Linked DNA regions of Homo sapiens: all the other regions are linked to region 2. Evidence: chromatin contacts called from ENCODE Hi-C or POLR2A ChIA-PET data. All regions are on one chromosome and are shown on one strand. The core of a region is the stretch at or near the end of the contact, and the rest is flanking DNA. Distances in the headings are between cores, read along the strand shown. Region 1 holds the start of AP1B1 (adaptor related protein complex 1 subunit beta 1). Region 2 holds the start of ASCC2 (activating signal cointegrator 1 complex subunit 2). Region 3 holds the start of CASTOR1 (cytosolic arginine sensor for mTORC1 subunit 1). Region 4 holds the start of OSM (oncostatin M). Region 5 overlaps TBC1D10A (TBC1 domain family member 10A).

Region 1 (2,700 bases), core at 22-2,521, 450 kb after region 2:
GGCAACAGAGCGAGACCCTGTCTCAAAACAAACAAACAAAAAAAAACAAATGATCTATCAAGTTTGGAAGAATATTCACCAAAATATTAAAAGTGATTGTCTTAGGTCAGTGGGATTGCAGATGGTTTTTTTCTTTTTTCTTTTTTTTTTTTTTTGAGACGGAGTCTTGCTCTGTCGCCCAGGCTGGAGTGCAGTGGTGTGATGTCGGCTCACTGCAAGCTCTGCCTCCCGGGTTCACGCCATTCTCCTGCCTCAGCCTCCTGAGTAGCTGGGACTACAGGCGCCTGCCACCACACCCGGCTAATATTTTGTGTTTTTAGTAGAGACGGGGTTTCACCATGTTAACCAGGATGGTCTCGATCTCCTGGCCTTGTGATCCGCCCGCCTCGGCCTCCCAAAGTGCTGGGATTACAGGTGTGAGCCACCATGCCCGGCCATTTTTTTTCTTTTTTTGAGACAGGGTCTGGATCTGTCGCCCAGGCTGGAGTGCAGTGCTGCAATTATAGCTCACTGTAACCTCAACCTCCTGGGCTCAAGCTATTCTCCTGCCTCAGGCTCCCGAGTAGCTGGGACTACAGGTATGAGCCACTGTGTCTGGCTCAAGGTCACTCATCTTAAGAATGGAGGGGTCCAAACTAGAGCTGTAAACCTAGTTTGGACAGAGAGAGACCCCTCTGTAATCCCAGCACTTTGGGAAGCCGAGGCGGGAGGATCTCTCGGGTCCATGATTTCGAGACCAGCCTGAGCAATAAAGTGAGACTCTCTCTACAAAAAATAAATAAGTAAATAATAAGTAATTAGCCGGGCGTAGTGCTGCGCACCTGTGGTCCCAGCTGCTTGGGAGGCTGAGGTGAGAGGATCACCTGAGCCTGGGAGGCGGAGGGTGCAGTGAGCCCAGATCTTCGAGCCACTGCACTCTAGCTTGAGCAACAGAGCAAGACCCTATTTCAAACAAACAAACAAAAAATGAGTGACCTTGAGCAAAACCCTGCCCCTCTTAGAACCTCAGATTTGCCGTCTTTACACAGAAGATGGACTTCAAACTCCCTACGACCTTGCCCGGCCCCCTCACGCTGAATTGGCTAGCGGGATGGTTTCCCAAGGGCTCTGCGGGAGACTGCAGCATAGCAGCGCCGCGGCTGCCGAGGGGTTAATACCGTTGGGCTCTTCCCCTTTTCTTGCCCCGCCCCACGGGCACCACCCCCGCCAGGGTTGTACCCTTGACCCCGCCTTCAGGCCTTGCGTCCACCGGAAGTACCCGCGCGCGGGCAGCTCACTTCCGCCCGGCAGGTGACAGCCGCGGGGCTCCGAGCCGCCGGCAGCCCGGACGCACCGGGAGAGCGAGAGGTGGAGGCCGCGGACATTTTGGTGCCAAGCCGAACCGAGCCGGGGCGCCGGGAGCTATTGGGACCTGCGGGTGAGGAAGCGGGGACCCGGGCGAGCCAGGAGAAGAAGTGGGGCGAGGGGTCAGGGGTCCTAGGTGAGGGGTTTGCGGGGTCAGAGGTCATGAAGAGGACGCGGCGCTGCAGGGGCGCGAGCGACGTCCCCAGCCAGAGGAGGAGGAAGGGCTGAGGGTTCGTTCATTCATTCGCGCCCACTTGGCCGCCGGCCTGTTCCTCGGCCGCCCCATACCCGCAGCACCTCCTGGGGCTTCCGCCCGGAGAGACAGGACTTAGGCCCCGAGGAATTCCCCACTGGCCTGAGGGAAAACTCTTCGGGCTCTGATTTCCTCTTTCGGACTCACCTCCATGGCCATCCTGAGGCCTCCTCGTTGTTCAGGGCGTTATCTCTTTGCCAAGGTTGAAAAAGAAGAAAGAAAAAAAAACTAGAAAACGGTCCCGTGCCGCCCGCCTCCGGCTAGGCACTGGCTTGGTCTTGTTTGTTGGAGCCTCTAAGACAAGTTAACTGAATGGAGACACCGGTGATAATGCTGCAAAATAACGAGGGAGATGCTTGCTAGTGGCTATCGAGTCCCTTCTGTGTACCGGGCACTGTGCTAAGCACTTTCCTTACAATGACACATTTAAACTTCACAGCAACCTTTGTGGGGATTAAATATCCCTATTTTATCGATGAGGACCCTGAGGCACAGAGAGGTTAAATCCCACATGTAAGGTCATTCGGGTAGTAGAGGCAAGGCCAGGTTTTCTGCCAGGCTGTCAGAGACCTGCAAAGTACAGAGACAAAGGAAAGACTGGAGTTAAGGTTGGGGTGTAGGGGATATTTAAGACTTTTAGCCAGACATGGTGGCTCACGCCTGTAATCCCAGCACTTTGGGAAGCTGAGGCGGGTGGATCGTGAGGTCAGGAGTTCAAGACCAGCCTGACCAACATGGTGAAACCCTGTCTCCAATAAAAATACAAAAATTAGCCAGACATGGTGGCGTACGCCTGTAATCCCAGCTACTTGGGAGGCTGAGGCAGGAGAATCGCTTGAACCCAGGAGGTGGAGGTTGCAGTGAGCCGAGATCGTGCGACTGCACTCCAGCCTGGGCCACGGAGTGAGACTCCGTCTCAAAAAAAAAAAAAAAAAAAAGATTTTTAGCTGCCGTTGTATTTATTTGGATTTATGTCACGATGTAGCCTTATTGCTTTTTGTCTGATCTTCATAAGGGGCATTCGACTTACTTTCTTTAGGATAAAACAATCCTACAGGCTGTTGCTATTAGTGATACCTTTCAGGGCAAGAGTCTAAGATTTT
Region 2 (2,724 bases), core at 225-2,724:
GTTGGCCAGGTGTGGTGGCTCACGCCTGTAACCCCAGCACTTTGGAAGGCTGAGGCAGGCGGATCACGACGTCAAGAGATCGAGACCATCCTGGCCAACATGGTGAAACTCCGTCTCTACTAAAAATACAAAAATTAGCTGGGCCTGGTGGCTCATGCCTGTAGTCCTGCCTACTTGGGAGGCTGAGGCAGGAGAATCGCTTGAACCCACTGTAACCTCCGGGAGGCAGAGGTTACAGTGAGCCAAGATCACACCACTGCACTCCAGCCTGGTGACAGAGTGAGACTCTGTCTCAAAATAAATAAATAAATAAATGTGTTTGTTATAAGTGGCAAGCAGTGTGTTGTTATAAGTTTGTGGTAATATGTTATGCAGCAATACAAAACTAATATAATATCCAGCCCCTCTCATCTCATTTCTGGTTTACAGCCCATCTCTCCTATTTCCTTAGCACCCTGCATTCATCACACTGACTCATTGCTATTGGTTTTCTTGCACTTCCTATCCTGTAAGCCCCTTGAAGACAGGCACTGAACTAAGCATTCCTTGTAGCCCTAGTGCAGATAGCAGGGGTTGGCAGGAGTGTCCTGGGAAATATTTCACAATCCCAGGGTGGGGTTGTGTTCTCCATTCGGGGGCTTCTATAACACCCCAATAATGATGGTGGTTGGTTTTGAATTCTTACTGTGTACCAGGCACTGAGATGAAGCCAGGAATGTGTGTTCTTAACAAGTTTTCTGTGATGATTCTGATCCATAGTCAGGCTTAGGAACCACTAAACCTACATTACCTGAGACATTCTGTAGAAAAAATTGCATCCTTCTCTTAGGATAGCTATACTTGTAACTTCCTTAAACAAAACAGAACAAAACTGTATTGCATACATACAGAAAAATGCACAAATCTTAAGCGTACAATTTGATGAATTTTCCAAAGTGAACACATCTACATGGCTACCACCGAGATGAAGACAGGGGGTGACCCCAGCCTCACTTGTGGCCCCTCCCAGCCCACAGCCCCAGAGGAAACCACCAATTTTAACACCATCACTACTCATGAGTTCTGTCTGTTCTAGAATTTCCCGTAAATGAAATCGCAGTCTGTACTTGTACATCTGCTTAACATTATGTTCGTGCTTTTGACTTGTTAAAATTTCTCTTCTGGATTAAATATGTAAAACGGTGACTAAGGAGGTCGGGCAGAAGGTGGAAGCCTGGGATTCCGAGACGTCCTCTCAGGTGCCATACTTGGATTTCCCGAGAGGTGTAATCACACAGCCCGCCCTCAGCTGACCTATTCTCTGCTTAAGCAGGAAGGGAGATAGGAGGGGAAGGGGGCGTGGCTACAGACGCCGAGTGTGGGGCGGAGTCTTAAGAAGAGAGGCGCAACCCGGGTCCGGCTTCCCGGCGGTAGTTTGCTCGGCTCTGGGGGCGGGGCCAGGCCGAGACTTCCTGTCTGCTCCTGCGGAATCGCAGTTTGACCCCGGAAGTGCGGGCGCTCAGGGAGCTGTCACCGTGGTCGGCGGCGGCGGCGGCGGCGGCGGCACAGAGCCGGTGGTGGAGCCGCCGAGGTGAGTGCGTGGCTGGTCCCTGCCAGATGCAGGGCAAGGGACCCCGGAGGAGCCGCGGCTATGCCTTGGGCAGCCTTGGCTCTCCCATCCTCTGGCCTCCATTGCGGGGCCCACGCTTACGCTACCTGAGGGGTTGTGAGCCGCCTCTCGAGACTTGGCCGCCAGGGTCAGGAGCCACGGGTTCGAAGTTCGGCCCCAGAGTGGCGTTGGACCAGCCACGATCCCCCCACGTCCTCACACCCGGGGCTTCAGTTTCCTCAGGGTTCATTCATTCGTTCAGCAAATATTTGTGGAGTGCTTCCTATGTGCCAGACACAGATCTAGACATTGGGGATACAAAGAAAGCAAGACAGACAAGGCTTCTGCCCTCATGGAGCTTACAGTCTAGTGGGAGGAGATGGTCAACGACAAGCAAATGCACAAGGTCATTAAAGCTATGACAGTAACTGGGAGAGTGGATACTATAGGCAGAGCCATCAGAAGGTCTCTGAGGAGAGTAGTATTTAATTGAGAGACTAGAGGAATGATGACAAAGAGGCTGAGGGAGCAGTAGCCCCGGGGATGCTCCCAGGCCATATTGCAATTGGGTGCTTGTAGGGAGCTCCCCCTCCCTTTCTTAGCTTTTGGCTTTTGCTGTCCTGCCTGGCAGGGGAATACAGTGGTGGGCACAGACATAGTCATGATTATTGTTTGTCCTTTTGGAGCTCAAAGTTCAGATTGTCCAGTTAATTTATTTTTTCCCCCCAAGACGGGGTCTTGCTCTGTCGCCCAGGCTGGAGTGCAGTGGCGTGATCTCGTCCCACTGCAACCTCCGCCTCCCGGGTTCAAGCGATTCTCCTGCCTCAGCCTCCTGAGTAGCTAGGATTACAGGCATGCACCACCACGCCCTGCTAATTTTTTTTTTTTTTTTCGGTAGAGACGGGGTTTCACCTTGCTAGCCAGGATGGTCTCGATCTCCTGGCCTCGTGATCCGCCCGCCTTGGCCTCCCAAAGCGCTGGGATTACAGGCGTGAGCCATCGCGCCCAGCCCTGCCTACTTAATTTGTACCCGTGCTTTAGACAAAAACTCAGGTCTTCCTTGACATCACTTCTTCCTCAAGCCAGGTCTCTCTTTTAAATGCTGCCACAGCTTCATGAGCCTTATCTACATAGCT
Region 3 (2,700 bases), core at 42-2,541, 450 kb before region 2:
TTGGCTTCCATCTGCCTATGGTGGGGGCTCCAGAGCAGGCAGAGGGCCTGCTTAGGCCTGCTGGGTCCCAATCAGGCCTGAGGCCTGCTTTAGTCTACTTGGTTCAAAGCCTCACATCTGAGGCCTCAGGGTGCTCAGGCCAGGCAAGGGTCCCCTGGAGCATTCTCAGCCCTGCATGGAGCCAACATGGACATGCTGATGCCTGCTTAGCCTTGGGGGGGTCTTAGACCTGTGAAGGCCTGATAAGATCTGGGGTGTCTGCCAGTGCCGGGGGCCTCCTTGAACCTGAAGCAAGTTTAGATGTGCACAGGCTAGCTAAGGGCTGCAGGCTTTGGGGCTCAAGTTTCAGGCTTGAGGTCTGAGTACTCACTGAACCTCAGCTGCAAGGGCCTCCCCCACCAAAGTCTGAGCACTGGGCATTACTGGCTCAAGCACTTCCGGGTTTTGTTGGTATCGAGGGACCTCAAGCCTTAGGCCTTGGCCACCTGCAGCCCCCTAACCCAAAGTATGTCGCTCAGGCAGAGGTGGCTAGGATTCTACCTCTGTGTGCCCCTGGTGAGGAGCCTTCTATTTTGAAAGTTGGATGAAAGGAACAAGTGGGGCTACCAGGCCAGGTTTCAATTTGTCAGCCCCCTCGCAAGCGGGGAAGGGTAGGTATCAATCGCAATCCTGTGTTGGCGGCCCTGCCCCCTGCAGCCATGAGAGGCAGGAGAGCGAAAGGCGCCCGGGGGACAGCGCTGCACAGCAGACCTGTGCCTCTCATTGCTCCGGGGATTTGGGGGCAGCGTTCTGGTCCTAGCCGAGCTCCAGTTTGTTTCGTGTCCCTTCTGTCTCAAGGACTTCAATCATGAAACCCACGTGTGTGCCAGAAGGACAGAAACGTCCCCTCCGGGATGCTCCCACCGGCTGCGCAGCTGGCTTTCCGCGGAAAGGGCGGAGCCCAGGGAGGGGGCGCGTCAGGGGCGGGGCCTGGAGGAGTCAGACGGGGTGGGGTCTATCCCCGAGCCAGTACTAAAAAAGGCGGAGCCGTTCGGGGCGGTCTCGGTGGGCTGGCTGGAAAGCGGGATGAGGTTCTGGCGTTAGGAGGAGGCGTGACCACCCAATAGGCTTCTCTTCCCGCGGGGCGTGGCCGTCAAGGAGCCGGACGCCGCGCCTGGCTGGGCGGGTCAGCCTCGCAGCGGGCGGCGTGGACGCGGCAGCGCAGCGGCTCCTTTAAGGCTCGGGCACCACCCCCGCCGCCCCGCCTCCCGTGCGGCCTGGGTCTAGTTGGCGGCGGGGTCGGGTCCGCGCGAGCCGCGATGGAGCTGCACATCCTAGAACACCGGGTGCGGGTGCTGAGCGTCGCCCGTCCCGGTCTCTGGCTCTACACCCACCCGCTCATCAAGCTGCTCTTCCTGCCCCGCCGCAGCCGGTGCGCGCCCGGGTTCGGGAGCGCAGATAGGGGCTGGGGGCTCTGCTCTCGCTCCGGGCCAGGGTCGGAGGATTAGGATCGCCGTAAGGCAGGCAGGCAGGCGGGCGGGAGCGGGTGGGGAGGACTCTCCCCGTCCGGCCGCCATCCGGCCTGGGGGACCGCCGCCTATCCGGCCCCGTGAGGCCCCCTCCCAGGGGCAAAGCGCAAACAGCCTGGGATGGGCAATGCTTAACTCAGTAGTGTCAAATGGGGGCATTCCTACCTGGTCACTGCGGGGAGCTCCTTCCAGGACGCCTCCCTTCATGTCAGAGGGGCTGGACTAGGGGGTCCAAGGTCCGACGCCCCTGGGGCTGTCGCCGCGGGTGTGAACCTCTCCTCCCTCCAGGAGTGGAGGGGTGGAGGGTTCCTGGAGAGGTCGGGAGGCCGGAAAGTAGCCCCCAACCCCCGAGATGGGGCTAACATCCCATTGGCCTGGAAATTAAAGGCCGAGAGGGCAAGAAGGCGCCCGGCCCAGGGTCGCGGGGGTGTCTCGGGGCAGATGGAGAGAAATCCACTCCCGACCCCTAGTTCTCCACACCAAGCTGAAGATGCTCCCCACCCCCAACCAGGTGCAAGTTCTTCAGCCTGACGGAGACCCCTGAGGATTACACGCTTATGGTGGACGAGGAGGGCTTTAAAGGTGGGGGTTGGTCTGGGGAACGGGAGTACGGGAGGGGCTTGTCGTGCTCCCCTTCTGTAGGGTTCTCACCAGTTGCTGGGATCCGTCCCAAGAGCTTAAGCCTTAAAAGCAGATGGGTCGGGGTTCGAATCCTACTCCACCACTCCCTGGCTGTGTGCCCTTGAGCAAATCACTTTCCCTCTCTGAGCTGTTTTCTCTTATGTAAAATGGGTATAGTTATGGTTCTGATACATAGGGTCCCATGAGGCCTTTATAAACTTAAAACCGCTGAGGGGCACTCAGCAGTCTTAGGCCTGCAGAAGGGCCTCTGTTATGATTCCAGTCAAGTGCTGCTGTTAGAAATCCCTGGGTATTATTTCCTCCTGGTCTTACTCTCTGGTTTGGGTCACCTCCTCCCCTGCTGGTCTGGAAACTCCAGGAGTCTGAGGGAAGGAATGCAGGAGCAGGCAGCCATCTCAGGGGAGGGTCCTGGAGGCCTCCTGGCTGTGCTGGGGTGAATAGCAGCCACCCAGGCCCTGGCCCCAGCTCAGGACTGGACGCCAGCCTGGGCCCTCCCTGGGGCCTGGAGCTGACGCCTAGCTCCTCCTCCTGCTGCTGGCCCTGCCCATCC
Region 4 (2,700 bases), core at 69-2,568, 430 kb before region 2:
CCCCATGCTCCCTCCAGCTGGAGCAGCTCAGGCCTCCCTGGCAGCCTCCAGGAGTCCCACCCTGACTCCCCAGACTCCTGAGGGCCTCCTCCCACCCGGGCTTCTTAGGGTGCAGGCCAAGGACCCTCCTCTGGGCCTGGGAGATGTGCTGACCAGGCAGGGTCTATAGGCCTGGGCCAGCCTCTTGGCCTCCCTGTCTGCCTTCACCCAGGCCTCAGTTTACCCCACAGTAAAGTAGCAGTTTGACTAGGGAGGCGCTGTTCCCAGGGCCCTTTCGCAGAGGACCAACCTAAGATCGCTATCTTTCAGAGAAAGTGAAACCTGGTCCCCAACTGTCAAGGCGGCAACTCCCCCTCCCCGGCTTCCCCTCTGAGCTCACAGCTTCCCCATCTCCTCCTTCCCCCATCCCGCCCCCTCGACAGCTAATACTTGGAATCAGACCTTCATCTTTGCTTTTTCCTTCAGAGGTCTTTTCCTTTTATGTCCATGCTGGCAGCAACCCTGTGAGGTGGGCTGGGAAAGGCTTTTCTCCTCCTCATTTTATAGTTGTGGGTCTCTGAGGCCCAGAGAGGTTAAGTGACTTGCCTCAGGTCACACAGCACCTCAGCAGGCTTGAACCCTGGCCTCCTGTTTCTCTTGCTCCAAGTGTCCAGTTCTCCCCAGTGGAGCCTGCCTACAAAGACAAGGCCTGGCTTTGGGGAGTGGGCCTGGCAGAGGGTGCACGATGGGGGAAAGGAGACCGTCGGGAGCCGGGCTGGGGGATGCTGGTCCTGGGGCCTGAACCACAATCTCGGGGCTGCCAGCCTGCGTCTGGCTCTGTGCCCAGAGCCCGGTGGTTTCCGCTCACAGATGTCCCAACAGCCCCGGCGAGAGGGCAGGAAGGGCACTCAAGAAGGAAGATGTCTCGCTCCCCTCAGCCCCCAACCACCGTGTCCTGTGAGGCCAATGGCTCCTGGGCCAAGACTGGCCTGGGGCCTCCAGAGGCCCAGCTCGAAGTCCCTCCTGCCCATCCCTGGCCCAGTTCCCTGAAGATGGCATGGACCCTTTTCCTCCCCACTCACCCTAGGAAGGCTGAGGCTGCGGTTTTACATCATCCTTGGGCGTAGGGCTGACCTCGAAGAACGAATTCGAAGAAAACAGGAGGAGGAGCGGGCATACACCGCGCCCTGCGCCCATTGGCCGCCCGTGGAAATTTTGGTTTTTGGGGTCATGTTCCCAGAAGGCCTGCCCTCCCCCCTCCCCATCCCCACCCACCTCATGAGGTGTTGGCCAATCGCCCCAGCGGGCATAAAGTGGCTGCCAGCCTGCAGGGCTCCCAGCCGAGAGGTGTCACCCCCAGCGGGCGCGGGCCGGAGCACGGGCACCCAGCATGGGGGTACTGCTCACACAGAGGACGCTGCTCAGTAAGTACTTCCTTCCTCCCCGCCAGAACCCGCCTGCTGGGTCTGCCCACGGGTGCCGGTGGGGAGCAGAGGCACCCTCTGCCCTCCGGGAACTGGGGAGGCCAGGCGCCAGGCAGAAGGATGCTGAGAAGGGGAGAGAGCCAGGAGGTCAGGCAGAGAGAGTGGTCCACTGAGAACCTGGCATCTCCACAGGTAGAGAAGGGGCATCCCTGGAAGGCTTCCAGGGGGAGGTGATGTCAAGATGTAGAGGCAACTCTGGGAACCAGGGGGTGAGAGAATAGGATGGGCAAAGAGGCTGGGCAGGAGAGGGAGGCTCAGAAGCTGGGCAGGGAAGTGGTGTGAGGTGTGGAGGGGTTGTGGGGCCTCCAGCTTGCCCGGGATGAATAGAAAGTCAGCCAGGCCTGGGGGCCCCAGGGCCCACACAATCACACAGCATGCACAGCCACACCCACATGGCCACATGCGCACACAGCCATATGACGTCATCTACAGCCCTGGATCTCACCAGCCCAGGAACCCCCACATGCAGACCAGAGTCCCCATGGTGAACGGAACAGGTCTCCCTCACGCCGCACACAGACCCAGATGCACAGCCACACAGAAACCCCAGTCCCACGTGCGCTGCCACAGGCACAGGCCCCTGCCAGAGCCCGGCAGCAGATACCTGGGGAGGCGGCGAGGGTGCCGTGGGGTCGCTAAGCCTGGGTGCCTGGCCCCTTGGCCCTCCCCAACAGCCAGTCTTCCCCAAAGGGCCGGATGGTTCTTAGGACGGGAACGATGGTGTCACTGCCTTCCGGGCCATTGCGCCATAGGCCCCTTCCGACCACGTGGCTGCCGGTGCCCCGTTGGGGGTGGTGGTGAGCGGTAACTGTACCCGCCCCCAACACCTTCTGACAGGCTCACAGCATCCCTGGTGGGCCTGACAGAAGGAGCCACTTATGGAGAGAGGAGGGAGGCAAGAGAGGTCAGGGGAGAGCCCTGGCCTTGTGTGACCTGAGTAGGACCTTCTCCTGAGACTTGGTTTACCTGTCAGGAAAGTGGGGACATGGACTGGAAGGTCTTCCACATCTGTTCCAGGCTGCACCTCTGGTTGAAAAGGCAGCCTCTCCTGGTTCTAGACAGAGCTGAGGACACAAGCTGCTCCCGGGCTGCCTGCCCTGAAGCCCTCTCAGGCCCATCTACCTGGATGGCCAGAGCAGCTGACAAGGCAGGTCCTAGGGCAGTGGCCGGTCTTTAGCCCAGTGGTCTTGCAGGGAGCCAGTCCCACCTTGCAGAGAGTCAGCTCCCGAGGTTAGAA
Region 5 (2,700 bases), core at 14-2,513, 470 kb before region 2:
GACTCTTCTGATTTAACAACAAAAAAAATAGATAGCCTGCAATGTTTCAGGAGTATATCCTGTGCCTAGAGACATCTACCTGCAGTTAGAGAGCATGTGGTACGCTGAGTGCTGGGTACAGCCAGACCTCCAGTGTCTTCCTTCTCACCATCTCCAGGTAGATTAAACTCCTCTGCTGTTAAAGGAAAAGCCATTCAGATGGCCATATTGCCTTAAAATTTTCCTAATTTAGGATTTAAAAAATCAAAACAGATCTTTCAATTGACATGCACAGTTAAAGTAGTAGTGGGTTTTTTGTTTGTTTCTGAGAAGATCTTGCCAAATCAATGGTGTAGCTTAAAATCAGTGGTGTCTTAGAATCCAGGAAATATGGTAGTTTGTTTTGTACTCTTCTGAAGTTCCGGTTTGAGGTTTGACATTGGGGGTTTGAAACTGCCAAAGCTGTTATCTGGCATCAGTTAAAAGAACTCTGAATTTAACATGTTCCTCTGTGTATCTGCAGTTGGGAGAATGGGCATCTTTGAGTCCCTGCAGTTAGATTTTATCAATAAAGCCAGACTGAGGGTTGAGGTATCAGATAGACATATTTAATCACCTGTGAGTTCTTTGGAAACTGGTAATCTCAAGTGAAAACCTTGCCCTCTGTAAGCCTCAGTTTCTTCATCTGTGCAGTGGGGATATTGGATTAGCCATTATCTACATCCATAACTGCCAGAACTTCCTGTTGACTCAGTTTGGGCACCCTTCTGACTGGTTAACTAGAAGGCTGTTCCTCTGACTTGTTGCATAAGCAGTGCATTATAGGTGGTGGAAGGTATCATGGCCTGGGAGGTGTGGGCCCTTAGTTTCTGCTCCTGGGATGTTTGGGGGTTGCCCGGAGATACATATCCCTTTGTAAATTACCTGACCTTTTGTAAAGGCGTGGTCCTTGCTTTGCTTTTATCAGGAAAGGCAAAGAAAGGAGTAACTCATGCCCTAGTTCTGCCTTTAGGTGGTGAGAGGGGCAGCAGTTCAAGGTGGGGTGCCTTGTATCAGTGCGTTGAGGGGGCCTCCTTTGCCTGGGCTGTAGTCCTTCCTCAGACGTTCAGTTCCAAGGCTACTCTCAGGCCTGGGCACTTCCCCAGATAAAATGCACTGAAGAAGACCTTCCCTTTTGTGTCTTAGAGGCCTCAGCTCTGCCAGGGCCCCTCCCTCTGCTCTTCCAACCAGTAAAAGTCACAGTAGCACATTTCCTTCCGGCAGAGAGAGGATCAGAGACTCAGGCCTGGGCCAAGCCCCAGCCCCACTGTGTCCTGTTCCTGAGAACCTCCTCTGAGCTGCCTCCGACTCTGTGCTCCTTTCTGAGAGGTCAGGCAGCACTGTGTGCTGGCTCTTGGCTGGGACCTGACTTGTATTTGAGTCTGGGTTTTTCCACTGATTGAACGCTAAGCAAGATACCTTTCCTGAGTATCTTACCTCTCTAAGCCTGTTTCCTTGTCTGTCATTAATACCTTATTCTGTTAAGAAAGCAGAAAAAAGCACCTTGGTGCTGAGGTGTTTTCCCCACATTCAGTGCCCACCAGAATATCAACTCCATGAGGGTCAAGACTTTGTTTTAATCATGGGACGGCATCCCCATAACCCATCCAGAGGCCCTCGCCCTAGAACACTGCAACACAGTTGTGCTAGCTGCCCAGTCAGTAGATCTACAGATAGAAGAAGTGGTATTTGATGGGGCTTTGAAGTGTGTGTAGGATTTTGATGGGTGGAGACGATTTGGGAAGCATTCCAGCAAAGTTACTGGCATGAATAAAGGCTGAGAGGGAAAGGGCCAGGGCATAATTGGGGAAACTCTGAGTAATGAGTTTGGCTCAAGTAAAGAGGTGAGCATATTATTTCTGTACTCGTTTGACTAGTTTTTGTGTTCAACTCTGCACCTTGTACACCGGCCCTCTGAAGAGGCTTATTGACTAAGGCAGACCCAGGACAGGAATGCTTTGCTTTGCTGCACAGATGCAGACACTCACTCAGCCTCTGCCTCAGAGAGGTACCATGGGTCCTGGCCACATTAGGGAAGTAGGCACTTGAACCACCTGCTGTCTCTCTAGCTTATGCCTTGAGGCGGTGGATGGGGAGGTGGCGTGTTCCCTCTCATCTGCAATAGGATGGTCCGAGGTAGCAGTCCTGAAGGGAACAGCAGGGATGGTAGGCAGGAAGAATGGAGGTCTGACCAGGCTGGCGGCTGGGAATGAAGCCAGGGCCTTTGCTTCCCTTGGCACCTCTCACAGGCCCTGCCCTCTGCTCCACAGGCTGGAGGAAGTACCCCTGGAGGTGCTGAGGCAGAGGGAGTCCAAGTGGCTGGACATGCTCAACAACTGGGACAAATGGATGGCCAAGAAGCACAAAAAGGTGAGGGGCCTGGCCTCAGGTATTGGGCTGGGAGTTGGCAGCTTGGGGAGGAGGAGGAAGAGGGAGGAACTTCATCAGCTTAGGAAAGCAGAGGCTTCTATAACTGCCAGATGCCTTAGGTGTCCTCCAACTGCCAGTGCAGGACAGAAGCTGGCTTGAAGGCAGGGGGAAGGTTGGGCCCTAACACAATGACTTCAGATTCATGCAGAACATTGTCCTGGAGCTAAACCTCAAAGCCACTCTTAGCCAACAGCCATAACACAGCTTTCTTCTAGCCTTCCCAGGGGAAGGACTTAAGTGCTGCTTACCAAC

Evidence for each region. Hi-C counts contacts between places; a loop is a spot of excess contacts on that map. ChIA-PET counts read pairs that join two places held with the same protein, here RNA polymerase II (POLR2A). Pooled maps may share reads with other maps.
Region 1: a map of CD8-positive, alpha-beta T cell shows a loop between it and region 2 (26-fold over the local background). The contact joins the promoter of AP1B1 here to the promoter of ASCC2 in region 2. A Hi-C loop is called at or near these places in 2 of 168 maps with a recorded cell type or tissue (CD4-positive, alpha-beta T cell and CD8-positive, alpha-beta T cell), 4 of 37 single-sample maps with no recorded cell type and 11 of 50 pooled maps.
Region 3: a map with no recorded cell type shows a loop between it and region 2 (9-fold over the local background). The contact joins the promoter of CASTOR1 here to the promoter of ASCC2 in region 2. A Hi-C loop is called at or near these places in 1 of 37 single-sample maps with no recorded cell type and 5 of 50 pooled maps. POLR2A ChIA-PET finds 5 or more read pairs at or near these places in 1 of 52 experiments (AG04450).
Region 4: a pooled map shows a loop between it and region 2 (18-fold over the local background). The contact joins the promoter of OSM here to the promoter of ASCC2 in region 2. A Hi-C loop is called at or near these places in 4 of 37 single-sample maps with no recorded cell type and 9 of 50 pooled maps. POLR2A ChIA-PET finds 5 or more read pairs at or near these places in 1 of 52 experiments (WTC11).
Region 5: a pooled map shows a loop between it and region 2 (4-fold over the local background). The contact joins the enhancer-like site here to the promoter of ASCC2 in region 2. A Hi-C loop is called at or near these places in 3 of 50 pooled maps. POLR2A ChIA-PET finds 5 or more read pairs at or near these places in 2 of 52 experiments (AG04450 and CD4-positive, alpha-beta T cell).

What each region holds. Positions count from the first base shown.
Region 1 is chr22:29,387,141-29,389,840 of GRCh38, reverse strand. It overlaps AP1B1 (adaptor related protein complex 1 subunit beta 1), which reads left to right and starts at 1,271. Exons shown (of 23, transcript NM_001127.4): 1 at 1,271-1,417. It also overlaps a transcript of RFPL1 not described here.
Region 2 is chr22:29,837,024-29,839,747 of GRCh38, reverse strand. ASCC2 (activating signal cointegrator 1 complex subunit 2) reads left to right here and starts at 1,474. Exons shown (of 20, transcript NM_032204.5): 1 at 1,474-1,570. RefSeq lists an enhancer at 1,142-1,201.
Region 3 is chr22:30,288,096-30,290,795 of GRCh38, reverse strand. It overlaps CASTOR1 (cytosolic arginine sensor for mTORC1 subunit 1), which reads left to right and starts at 1,291. Exons shown (of 9, transcript NM_001037666.3): 1 at 1,291-1,411; 2 at 2,020-2,090. The coding sequence starts at 1,299. RefSeq lists an enhancer at 1-33 and silencers at 914-1,353, 1,554-1,633.
Region 4 is chr22:30,265,469-30,268,168 of GRCh38, reverse strand. It overlaps OSM (oncostatin M), which reads left to right and starts at 1,318. Exons shown (of 3, transcript NM_020530.6): 1 at 1,318-1,403. The coding sequence starts at 1,370. RefSeq lists enhancers at 1,915-2,014, 2,075-2,154.
Region 5 is chr22:30,304,219-30,306,918 of GRCh38, reverse strand. It overlaps TBC1D10A (TBC1 domain family member 10A), which reads left to right. Exons shown (of 9, transcript NM_031937.3): 2 at 2,289-2,388. Among named protein-coding and RNA genes, the nearest start is that of CASTOR1, 16 kb to the right of the region's middle. RefSeq lists an enhancer at 1,744-2,243. Within about 2 kb of position 1,263, at least 36 of the 41 ENCODE cell types and tissues checked have a DNase peak (open chromatin) inside an H3K27ac peak, as active enhancers do; they include CD4-positive, alpha-beta T cell, where a contact is called at or near this core.